Regions from separate parts of the Mus musculus genome. Here region 1 is linked to region 2. The links are chromatin loops, found by intact Hi-C in ENCODE. Cell type or tissue: heart. All regions are shown on one strand. Links, peaks and the distances in the headings refer to the core of each region. The heading gives the core; the rest is flanking DNA.

The links. Hi-C counts contacts between places; a loop is a spot of excess contacts. Peaks named below come from ENCODE experiments on the same cell type or tissue, not always from the same donor. Only the 100,000 strongest peaks of a DNase experiment are listed, where the experiment ranks them.
Region 1: it touches region 2 in a loop (2.0-fold over the local background); 4 of 42 quality-filtered maps call a loop at or near these places.

Annotation. Positions count from the first base shown.
Region 1 is chr11:70,503,124-70,510,641 of GRCm38, forward strand. Tm4sf5 (transmembrane 4 superfamily member 5) reads left to right here and starts at 2,151. Exons shown (of 5, transcript NM_029360.3): 1 at 2,151-2,381; 2 at 6,671-6,751; 3 at 7,092-7,228; 4 at 7,446-7,518. The coding sequence starts at 2,208. In heart, for the core only: CTCF peaks have their summits at 3,490 (motif pointing left) and 3,693; a DNase peak (open chromatin) is centred at 3,488; H3K4me3 peaks cover 408 bases; H3K27ac peaks cover 388 bases; H3K27me3 peaks cover 2,144 bases.
Region 2 is chr11:70,245,014-70,250,013 of GRCm38, forward strand. Alox12 (arachidonate 12-lipoxygenase) reads right to left here. Exons shown (of 14, transcript NM_007440.5): 9 at 2,247-2,333; 10 at 1,882-2,051; 11 at 848-969. The region is part of intron 1 of Gm40191 (a long non-coding RNA gene); the gene reads left to right. Among named protein-coding and RNA genes, the nearest start is that of Rnasek, 7.7 kb to the left of the region's middle. In heart, for the core only: a CTCF peak has its summit at 2,625 (motif pointing right); no DNase peak of the experiment used is centred there; H3K27me3 peaks cover 971 bases.

The DNA.
Region 1 (7,518 bases), core at 1,486-6,485, 260 kb after region 2:
TGGTCAGGTTCAGAATAATTTAGGCTCTCTAGTTTTCTCTTCTCTTCCCTCTATATTTCATATTCCAACAGGCTGGCCTTCTCCCACAATGACAACAGGTTACCAGAACATTCAGCACCTCAACGAAACCAGAACTTCTTTGGTCTCAGAATAAGAACAAAACCAAGTGAAAATGGGAGCTAAGCATTGTGACACATACCTTTAATCCCAACACTCAAGAGGCAGAGGCAGGTGCCGGGCATGGTGGCGCACGCCTTTAATCCTAGCACTCGGGAGGCAGAGGTAGGTGGATTTCTGAGTTCGAGGCCAGCCTGGTCTACAAAGTGAGTTCCAGGACAGCCAGGGCTACACAGAGAAACCCTGTCTCGGAAAAAAAAAAAAGAGAGAGAGAGAGAAAGAAAAGAAAAATGAGTCGGGGGCAGGTGAATCTTTGTGAGTTTGAAGCCAGCCTGGTGTCCATAGCAAGTCCCAGGCCATCTGTGTCTACATACTAAGACTCTGCCAAGAAGAAGGAGGAGGAGGACAAATGAAGAAAGAAAGAAAGAAAGAAAGAAAGAAAGAAAGAAAGAAAGAAAGAAAGAAAGAAAGAAGGAAAGAAGAGAGTGTGAGAGAAAGAGAGAAAGAAAAGGAAGAAAAAGCAAAAGAAAGAAAAAAAGCAAGCCCCCACTGTTAAATCACCTGTAATATCAATCCTATGGGATCTAATTTCCTCCTTTAGCTTTTGCAGACCTGAGGCACACAAGTGCTTCACAGATATGCATGTGGGCAAAATACTCACACACATAAAACTGAAATTAAATAGAAAGAAAATGGGACCATCTTGGCTCATATAGCCATCACTGTATCACCAGAGACAGAGTCCACTCTGAGAAACAGAAAAGGGCGCGCAGAAACAAAATTTAAGAGCTGGGCAGTGGTGGCACATACCTTTAATCCCAGCACTCAGGAGGCAGAGGCAGGTGAATCTCTGAGTTCAAGGCCAGGCTGGTCTACAAAGTGAGTTCCAGGACAGCCGGGGCTATACAGAGAACCCTGTCTCGAAAAAAAAAAAACAAAAAAACAAAAAAACAAAAAAAAAGGCAAAATGGAGACTGAATACAAAATGGCTGCAGTTATGTTAAAAGGAGCAGGCCTCAACATGGAGAAAAGGGTTTGTTCAACTTACACTTCCAGATCATAGTCCACCATTGGGGGAATCAGGACTGAAACTCAAGCAGGGCTGGAACCTGGAAGCAGAAGCTTATACACAGGCCACAGGGATGCTTACTGGCTTGCTTCTCATGGCTTGCTCAGCCTGCTTTTCGAGACAGGGTTTCTCTGTGTAGCCCTAGATGTCCTGGAACTCACTCTGTAGACCAGGCTGGCCTCAAACTCAGAAATCCGCCTGCCTCTGCATTCCAAGTGCTGGGATTAAAGGCCTGAGCCACCACTGCCCACTGCTTTTTTTTTTTTTTTTTTAAATAGAACCTGGGATCATCAGCCCAGAGGCGGCACAACCCACCAACAGCTGGGCCCTGCCCCACGATCACTAATTGAGACAATGGATCTCATGGAGGTCTTTTCTCAACTCCTTTCTCTGTGATGTCTCTAACTTGTGTCAATGTAACACACAAAACCATCTAGTACACCCAGGTGGATCTCAAACACACTTTTTCTGAATAGCTCAGTTACTGGGGTGAGCCCTGCCTGACTCCACTGTAGTCTTTTTACTTTCTTTACAGAAAAAGACCTCTCCCTGTGGGACAGAAATCATGGGGCCACCGTACATCTGTCCCACACTTCCTCATTGACAAGGCTTTCTAACCCATCGAATCCTTACAACAGCTCTCTGGGCAAGTGGCTTCAGCCAACCTTTTCCACAGATGGTAACAACTGAGACTTCCAGGGGTGATGGGTTCAGTTGAGTCTTCAAGTAGACAAGGAGGGGCTGTACAAAGGTGTACACAGACCAAGGAGGAAGACGCTGACCCCAGTCACCTTCCCTTGTACAATCAGCTCCCGCAGCGCCTACTGCCACACCCCTCTCTTCACCTCTCCAGCTGCAGCCCCTCCACTTCCTCAGGGCCTCTCTCTTATCATTGCGAGTCTACCAGCCACTCCTCTCCTCAGACCTTTGCTCCAAGCCTCCCACCTGTTTAACTCCGGAGCCTGGCACTTCCTTCCCTGCTCACGTTCACTCCGCTCCTGCCTGTTTGGAAGCCTCAGACATGTGTACTGGAAAGTGTGCGCGCTGCCTGGGGCTCTCCCTCATCCCTCTCTCCCTGGTCTGCATCGTGGCCAACGCCCTCCTGCTGGTACCTGATGGGAAGACCACCTGGACGGACGGCAACCTCAGCTTGCAAGTTTGGCTCATGGGTGGCTTCATTGGAGGGGGCCTGATGGTGAGAATGCTGGAGCGCTAGCCAGGGACCTGGGTACCGAGCTAAGGGACCAGGGATGGAACCGAGAAGAAAAGAGGGGAAAGGACTCGTTTGGCTCTGGATGAAATGGCAAGGGTCTGATGGGGATTAGGGGTCTGTCCATCAGCTCACATATAGTGACCATTCTGTAGAGGGTCCTGGAGGAGCCATAGGGTCCTGAGTTGAGTGTCTGAGGAATGTGGGAAAGGAAGGACTTCTCTACTAGGTGGGAGTAAGTTCTCTGTGCCTCTCCTTGCCTCTACTACTGAACATATGCAAAAAACAAAAAACAAAAAAACACCTCATTATGAGGATAAAGGCTAGTTGTGTGGGAAGTTTCAGGGCAGTGTCATAACGGGCAAGGGTGGGTGCCCAGAGCAACCTCTGCAGCCCAGGTTGATATCTCAGATTAGACACTCCACCAGCCAACTCCATGCTTGCTTTCCCTCTCTTCCATAGCTGTTCCTTCTCAGCCTGTCTGCTAGGATCCCCAGTCTGTACTAAGTTAAGTGCTCAGAATACAATTCTGGACCCAGGTTGTCGGTATTTTAGAGTAAATGTCCCAGTCTTCCTGCAGACTAGGGAGAGAAGAGCCAGGTGTGATAGTGCACGCCCTTGGTCCCAGCAATCCAGAAACAGAGGCAATTGAATCTCCGAGGCTAGCCTGGTCTACTGAGGAAGTTTCAGGGCTACACAGAAAAACCCTTACTTGAAAAAGAAAAAAAAAAAAAGTGAGGAAAAGAAAACCACAAATATTCTATCTAGATTTTCCCCATCTTCCAACTCTCTTCCATTTAGAGAACTTTCTTTTTCATTTTTTTACTTTTTGTTTGTTTATTTAGAAACAACATCCTGATAGTATATCAAGCCAGCGGGGAATCATTTTATAACCCAGTCTGAACTTGAAGTCTTCCTGCCTGAACCTTTCACATACATGCCTGACCATTTGGGGGAACTTTTGACTGGTTAACCCAGTGTAGCATGGGATAAAGACAGAGATCGACCTAGCACGGTTTCCCACCTTTAGCACAACTTGCTTGCTGTTGAACTTCTCTGGGAGAAGTTGCACTTTGGTCCCCTCTGCTGGCCACATTGTTATTAGCTGAATGGAGATACCGCTCCCATAGCAACTCCCTTCCCTTGCCCTCTGACATCCTGTTTTCTACTCTGCCTCCTTTTTTTAAAATATAGCAGCATCAGGCCTTTATTTATTTATTTATTTACAGATGGTTGTGAGCCACCATGTGGTTGCTGGGATTTGAACTCCGGACCTTCGGAAGAGCAGTCGGGTGCTCTTACCCACTGAGCCATCTCACCAGCCCCTCTACTCTGCCTCCTGCATGGATTCTGGTGGTATTTTTTTATTGTTTCAGTTTTGCATTTTTTTTTTTTTTGACACAAGATCTCACAGGTGACTGACTTAGAAGTCACTATGTAGACCAGGCTGGCCTTGAGTTCACAGAGATCCACCTGCAGAGGCAGATGTGTGCCACTATCCCCTACACGGTTTTTGTGGTTATTGTTGCTGCTGTTTGTCTTGTTTTGTTTTGTTTTGTTTTGTTTTGTTCCGAGAAGGTTTCACATCATCCTTGCCTTGAGCTCACTGTGCAGCTGAGGGTAGACTTGAACCCAGAAAGCCACTTCCCTCCTAAATGCTGGGACTGCAGCCGTACATCGCTGGCCCAACTTTTTTTTTTTTTTCCTTTTTGGTTTTTAAGACAAGGTCACATGAAACCCAGTATGTCTTGAACTGACTCTGTAACCAAGGATGAGCTTAAAGCCCCAGAATTGTGAGCAAACAAAACCGCACCTGGCTCTCAGCTGTCTGAAGACTACAGGAGAACTGAGAGTTTAAGCCAGCCTATGTAAGAGGCAGCACAGAGACCCTTCCTTTAAAAGAGAAGAGTGGGCTGGAGAGATGGCTCAGCGGTTAAGAGCCCTGACTGCTCTTCCAGAGGTCCTGAGTTTAAATCCTAGCAACCACACGGTGGCTCACAACCGTCCGTAATGAGATCTGATGCCTTCTTCTGGTGTGTCTGAAGACAGCTACAGTGTACTTGTATATAATAACTAATTTGTTTTTAAAAAGGAGAAGAGTGCTAAAGAGATGGCTAGTGGTTAACAGCACATGCAGCTGCCAGATGTGGTGGCTCACACCTTTAATCCCAGGCCAGCTGAGGCTACACAGTGGGACTCTAGCTAAAAAAAAAAAAAAAAAGGAAGGCAATTTTAGTTGTCTGCACAGGTGACATCACTAGAAAGGCAAGAAGGTGGCATGTTGTCCTTAGATCTGTCATGAGGCAGAAAGGAGAGAACATTGAGAAATTGGTTGAACTAAGCAGATCTTTCTCTCAGGTGGCAACTGATGATCGGACTAAAACTTTCAGTCCCTTCCTTGGAGAAGAACAAAATACTGCCTCTCGTCCTGTGCATATTGGCCAACACTTGTTTTTTCTTGAGCAGGTCAGCTGTGGAGGCCAGGCCTAGTGCCATATGCGTATGCCTCCCTGCATGCAGGAGGTCAAAGCAGAAGGATCTGGTGTTCAAATCCTTCCTGGGTGCTAGACAGTGTAAACTGTGTGTGTGTGTGTGTTTGGGGGGGGGGGGCAGGGAAGAAGATAAGAGGAGAGGAAAGAAGGAAAAATGGAGAAAGTGGTGGGGCTCAGGGGTTGCTGGGAGACAGCCGGGTTTAGTGACATGCCTGTAATTCAAGCACTTTGGAGGTAGAGGATCATGGATTAATGCCTGCTTTGGCTGTAGTAGACCTTGTCTCAAAATAAGTTAATGAAATTTAAGAGAAAAGTGGACTGGAGATGGACTCCATGATAGTACAGTTGCCTACCATGCACAAAGCCCTTGGGCTCATCAAGCCTTAGAATAAAACAAAAGAACAAAAAAGCCAGCTATGAAATTCCATGGATACAAGACAAGTAAAGAATGTGACATAGTGGGACTAAGGTACAAGGGCAAGGGCTGTCGGGATACATGAGGTTGGAGGCAGAGTAAGGGAGTCTCAAATGCCTTGTGAGTTCAGTCTTTGTGAGTCTTACCATGTAGTCCATGATAGCCTAGAACTTGCTATGTAGCCCAGGCTAGCCTCAGTTCCCTCCCCCACCCCACCCCCACACACATCAGCCTAGGACATCTTTGAAGATACCTCAAAGGAACTGAGCAGATAAAAGAACTTATATTAAGTTAATCAAATGCTAGCATGTGTGATGGAATCTGGAATGACATGAAACTAGAGTGTGGAGGCAGAGGACATCTTCCTCCTGGAAGGGGAGTAGGGACTGAGTGCATAGAGTTTAAAAGGACTAAGAGATTTAGATGCTACTGAGGAAAAGTATAGAGCACTTGAAGTTAGCCCTTGTATAGGAGGGTCAAAATCTCCCAGCCTAGGTAAATTGACGGATATTTTTTCACTGAAGAAGACAAGAAAAGACAAAGAGCAAATTAATTTGGGGTCTCTTATGAGGTTCACATGAGGCTTGCTGAGGCTGTTGAAACTAAGACATTCAAAATGAGCACCTCCTTCAGGCAGTTTAATATGGCTGTCTGGGTGCCTGGACGTGACTATTAGCAGGTGAGTGGTTACCTGGGTGGGTGTGAGCTTCATAATAAAGGTCACAAAGGAGAAAAGGACCCAAAGACTGACTCTTAGGAAACCCTGAGATCCAAGAGTCTCTGTGCAGATCCTTACACAGTCGACCACCAAGCCTGTTCATCGCGCCTTCTAACAGCACAATCCTATGGTACTGTTGAAGGTGTGTGTCAGCATGGGACACTCTCTCTGACCCAGCCATGACAAAACCGTCTGCTGTCTCATTAAACGCTGAGAGTGGTCTTCTGAGATAGGTCTTGCAGATCCACTTTACCAGTGGCAAAGCTGGCACCCTGAGAAAGTAGTCAATTCATAGAGAGGATGAAGGTCCTGACTCCCTTTCAGGTAGGAACCTACCATGCTGCAAGCATTTGTGCAGAATACATATTGCCCCCTGTCACCCAAACGTTTGATGGCCTTCTGTCTAAGATAGCTGTAGTATATTAAACCCAACCCTCCAGGAAACTATAATCTGGATCGAGATAAGGCAGGCATAGAAATAAATATACTTTAAGGTCGAGTCCAACAGTGATTCGGGAAAGTATAGATAAGATTGTACAGTCCAAAGGGCTGAGGGCATCATGGGCAGCTTCCCTAGATGGACAATGAAGCAAGTCCGGCCTTGAGGACCTAGGAGAACTGCTAACATCAACTCTCTCTCATCCCACAGGTGCTGTGTCCAGGAATTGCAGCGGTCCGGGCAGGGGGAAAGGGCTGCTGCGGTGCAGGTTGCTGTGGCAACCGCTGCAGGGTAAGAATCAAAATCACAAGTTTAGGCCTTGGTTTCTGATCCCTTCCCCCACAGAACCGGAAGCACTGTCTAAAGGCAGCCTCTAGGAGGTCTCAGGTGCCACTTCCCTCCCAATCATGGGTCTCAAATGAACCCCACCAGAGGGGGCTAACAAGCCCCTTGAACCTCCACGGTAGATGGCTTTTATGATTCATTTGACTTCAAATCCAAGGTTTAAAGACAAATGTATTTTCAGGCAGGCTGAGCAGGGGCGGGGTAGTATGCGGGAGGCACTGGGCACGGGTGTCTGTCTGAGGGAGGAGGCGGGCCTACTCTTCTTACCTTTCCATGCCCCGTCTAGATGCTGCGCTCCGTCTTCTCCTCCGCCTTTGGGGTGCTTGGCGCCATCTACTGCCTGTCAGTGGCGGGAGCTGGGCTCCGAATTGGACCCAAATGCTTAATAGACAACAAGTGGGACTACCACTTCCAAGAAACAGAGTAAGTCCTACTTTGCATTTGTATCCCCCGTTCTGTGCCTCTCCTCACCTGCTCTCTTACTACCTGGTCCAGAAACAGTGGACCAGACTGAACTCCTAGAGAGTTCCTTCCAAATAGCCCATCCAGCCCTTTACAGATCTTAGTAGATCCTTGCACTGGTTGGTGGTAGAGCCTGCTGTGTAAGCAGTTTCTCTTAAATGACCCCGTCCATCCACAGAGGCGCTTACTTGCGAAATGACACTCTTTGGAATTTGTGTGAGGCGCCACCTCACGTGGTACCCTGGAATGTG
Region 2 (5,000 bases), core at 1-5,000:
TAAAACTCTCAGCTTCTGCACCATGCCTGCCTGGATGCTGCCGTGTTTTTCCTCCATGATAATGGACAGAACCTTGGAAAGTGTAAGCCAGCCCCAATTAAATGTTGTCCTCCTGAGTTGCCTTGGCCATGGTATCTGTTCACAGCCGTAAAACCCTATCTAAGACAGTAGTCTTGAGTATGAAAGGGACCTCAAAGCCAGAGTCGGGGAGACCCTATGTTTAGATAACCCATGAAGGGCTAGTTCTTTCAGTAGGTAAAGGCAGAAACAGATAGAAGCTGACTAGAAGTAGAGGTTGCACCCTCACTGCTGGTAGAGATTGAGGGCCAGATTAACCAGAGAAACCTGAACTCCAAGGATTAGGGCACTGAACTCAGAGTTGAGCATGCAGAGATCGTTGAGATGGCACCCAGAAATGACCTTGCAGTCTGGCAGATGTGCAGCATGCCAGAAGCCTCTGTGTGTGGACAGCAGCAGGCAGGAGGAAAACGGACAGCCATGGTCAGACCCGAGGGCTTTGGGGCAGGGTGATGTTTCCCATTTATGTCTTCAGGCAGGGAACCATGACTGCAGGACATAAACCTCAGTAGGGACCAGGCAGATCTCACTGGCTGTGGCTCTGTACTGGTTGAGCCGCGTGCTATGGCATGTTAGGGACATGACAGACAGGCATGAGTGATGGGCGGGTCTCTTTATGAGGATAACCTGGGTATAGAGGTTGCTCCTGGGTGTTTGGAGGCATGGCAGATGCTTTCATGAATAGAAGGGAAGGTGTGATTGGGGAGTTCCTCCCCTGAGGTCCGGGGAAGGCTCTCTGTCTGGGCACTGTCTCTGGGACAGATCTTACCTCTGTCCTGGGCATGGCACAGCCCCACTTCAGTGATCTCCCGACACCAGGCCTGCAGCTCTGGGTCTCCCCTCACAATATCATCACTCTGGTAGAAGAGATGGACCATCCCCTTCACATACCTGCCCAGAGAAGGAAGCAGAGCTGAGAGCAGAAGGCTCCTGCCTCTCACCTCTGCACCCCGTGTTTATAGCCACCTCTCATCTGGCTCTCACTGTGCCTGGGCCAAATCCTACCAGATTTGTGTTTTGAGGTTTTAATTCTCATTTAAATATTCAATTAGTTTATTACAGTATTGGGGTCAAAATGAAGGCCTTACTCATACTGAAGAAGTATCCTGTGATGGAGTTACAGCCCAGGGCTCCCAGGGCTCCCAGGGCTTGTATACATTGATGGAAGGATGAGATAAAAGTAGTTCTACAAATCTTCACCTGACTGCTAGTCACTCTTATTTTATTTTTTATTTGTTGTTTTTTGTTTTTTGTTGTTTTTTTTTTGTTTTTTGTTTTTTTTTAGAGACAGGGTTTCTCTGTATAGCCCTGGCTGTCCTGGAACTCACTTTGTAGACCAGGCTGGCCTCAAACTCAGAAATTCACCTGATTCTGCCTCCCAAGTGCTGGGATTAAAGGCGTGTGTGCCTGGCTGCTAGTCACTCCTAACAAAACCCTGACTCCTGCAGATCCCCAAGCCTCCCCTCTGACAGCCCCGCCCTCATCTGGGTTCCGCCCCTACTTCTAGGGTCTTTGTTGTTTTCTTTTTTAAAGATTTATTTATTTATGAGTACACTGTAGCTGTCTTCAGACACACCATTGGATCTCATTACGGATGGTTGTGAGCCAACATGTGGTTGCTGGGAATTGAACTCAGGAGCTCTGGAAGAGCAGTTAGTGCTCTTACCCGCTGAGCCATCTCTCCAGCCCCTAGTCTCTTTGTTTTTAAACCTTACAACTGACTCCACCTGGTCCTTAAATTTCTCTCTCTGGGGAGATGCTTTTTGCCCCCACGCAGATTCCATCCATTTCCCTCTCACTCACCTGGCAGTGACTTCCCAGAGCTGTAAAGCATCCCGAGCATAGAGAGCACTTGGGATTCTCAGCAGGCCTCGGTTAGCCAGATCATCAGGAGGACAGAGGGAGTGGTAAGTCAGCTGAGCCACTGCCCGAGTAAGCAACTGAACATGGCCGCCTCCACCTGTGCTCACTACCTGGGGTGAGAGAGTTAAGTCTCAATGGGTGGAAGCCGGGGTAGAGAACCAGGGCTGTGGGGGCTCCGAGGTGGGGTGTCCAGATTTACAGTCATGTATATGGAGGGACAGGACTCATAGGCCAGGGCTTGAGATTTCATGGACATTAGTCTGGCATCCCCAAGTGTTCAGACAATCAACAGGTACCTCCCTTACCTGATCAAATATTCCTCCATCTGAGATGAGCTGGGTCCGGCTTCGCGTGTTAATTTCCATAGTGTAACGGATGTGTGGAACGAGGAGCTGGGTGGAGATTAAAGGGGGCTGTACTTGAGACCTTTGTTGGACCTGACACCAAGGTGACCCCCGACACCAAGCATAATGTCCTCCTGTCTGTCCTCTGGGTGCTTTCATTCAGGCTGAACACTTTGACAGGCTTGTCTCTTGCTTCTCTGATCATTCATTCATACTCACTAAACTCCACAGGAGTTGTCCTCTGGAGCCAGTAGTGACCAGGATTTCAACCCACACCTTATAGTAACTCACGCACTTGGCCAAGAGAATTCTGTCTCATCTGCAATATCCTCATCTACCAACAGGGGGCAGCAATGGGCTCTTATCTAGGGGAGCTGTAGCAATGTGTGTGACTATGTAGGTGATCTGTGAAGTGTTTGTCCACATAAAGGATCCCCCATTAGTAGCTGTTATTCATTCCCTTCCACCTTGAGTGAGCGTGTTTCTTAGGGGCCCTCAGCCACTTTTGATTGTCTTATATTCTATCATTTATATCGCATAGCTTAAATTAGCCTGTATATTCCTTACCAAAACTGTACCGCCAGTCTTTGGTTATATGACTCTTGGGTTTCTTCATGAGTGCCTGAGGGGGAGTGTGTATGAAGCTGCCTGCTTACACAGCAGAGGTGTGGCCACCCATCCTGTCCCTGGCCCTCTCTTCTCCATGGCTTACAAAACTCCACCTCATTCTCATATGCTTCCTTCTGTCGTCGTCGTCTTCTTCTTCTTCTTCTTCTTCTTCTTCTTCTTCTTCTTCTTCTTCTTCTTCTTCTTCTTCTCCTTCTTCTCCTTCTTCTCCTTCTCCTCCTCCTCCTCCTCCTCCCCCTCCTCCTCCTGCTCCTCTTCCCCCTCCTCCTCCTGCTCCTCTTCCTCCTCCTCCTCCTTCTAATTATCACAGATAATATCATGCTTCATCTAATCTTGGTGCTTATTTGAATTGCTTATGCCAAACATAGGAGTGACTCCTTGCTCTCTCTTGACTTTGAGATATCAGAGCAGTTCCCATTGGTCTGAGATTATTTGGAAAATTCACATGAGAGTCGGAATGACATAGATCAACCCAAGTCCACATGAGGAGAAAAGACGCCTGGAAACAACCCCTAACAACAATTACTAGAACTCTTTGGATAGCATTTAGTATGTGTCACATTATAATTTATGTCATTTATCCTTTAACACAACTACCAGAGACCTGACATCATTTAAAAATGGGCACATCTAGGCTGGAGATGTAGCTCAGTTGGCAAAATGCTTGGATAGGTTCAATTCCCAGCACCCCATAAGCTGGGTGTGGTGATGCACACCTCTAATCCAAGCATGTGGGAAACGACACAGGAGGACCAGAGAAGTTTAAGGAAATTTTTGATTATAGAGAGTTTGAGGCCAGCCTGGGCTATCTGAGCCCGCTGTTCCAAAAGCGAAACAAAACAATAAAAGTGGACATTTGGAATATACCCAGGTAAGGTTTGAAATGTAGACTCTGACAGTCACAAAATCCGTAAAGTGAACAGTAAGGAAGCCCTTGGGACATTTGCACATCTAGCCCTCCTCTGTGTCCTGTGACGTGAAGCCCTTTGCCATGGGATGTAGTTGTTAGGATGGGTGGAAACAAGAGGAGGCTGAGCCAGAAAGGAAAATGTCATGTGTGAATAGAGGCTTTAACTATACACATCGACTAGAGACACAGATGCAGGTGGCCTCATGCAGTAAATAAAATCCAAGATACTATTAATCAGACTGTATTACCCAAGGGGATAATTTCAGAGGAGTCACAACTATATTGGCCAGGCCTGGGCAGTCAGATGGCAGCACCCAGCTGGAGCGATTTAATTGCTCTTGCACGAGCCTCACTTGGATACCCCACCAACGCTTTACACACCATGCGGCTAAAAACCAGACACCTCCTTTGTCCCTTGAACTAGGTCTGACATTCACATTCTTTAAGAAGCTTTCACCAATTGTGTGATCTCTGGCATATTCTCTACGTGTGACATGTCATCAGGGTTTTTCAGATCTTTTCATTTTTATTATTGTTTTATTTGCTTGCGAGTGTGTGTGTGTGGACATGGGTGTCAAGGTGCCCATGTGGAAGCCAGAGGAAGTTGATTCCCTCCCCTCTCTCTCTCTCTCTCTCTCTCTCTCTCTCTCTCCCACCCATCACACTGATGTGCCACTACATTTGGATTTTGCACAGGTGCTGGGGATCCAAACTCAGGTTCCCCACGCTTGAGCAGTAAGCATTTTATCCACTAGCCACCTCCTCTATCCACAGTTGGTTCATAGCCACTTGTCTTCATGGCTAAATACTAAATCTTCTAAGGTAGGAATAAAATCCCCTCCACTCCCATCTGACAATATTTCGGCAATGTTGTAAGCCCATTGTGAGACTGCCAGATATTTGAGAACTTCAGAGATCCCACTTATAATTTTCCCCAAAAGACGTTAAAGGACTCAGCTCGATTAAAATAAATTCCAAGGTGTTGATACAGCTTTCTGTTCCAGCTTCTCACTCACAGATTGCTAGGAGGATTTTTGATGTTGTATCTACCTCCTTTGAGTTGGGGGAGTGGTAGAGACAGGTGGATTCCAGGGACTTGCTGGCCAGCCAGTCTAGACAAAATGGTGAACTCCAGGTCCAATTAGATATTCTTATCTTCAAATAGCTCATTTGTGACG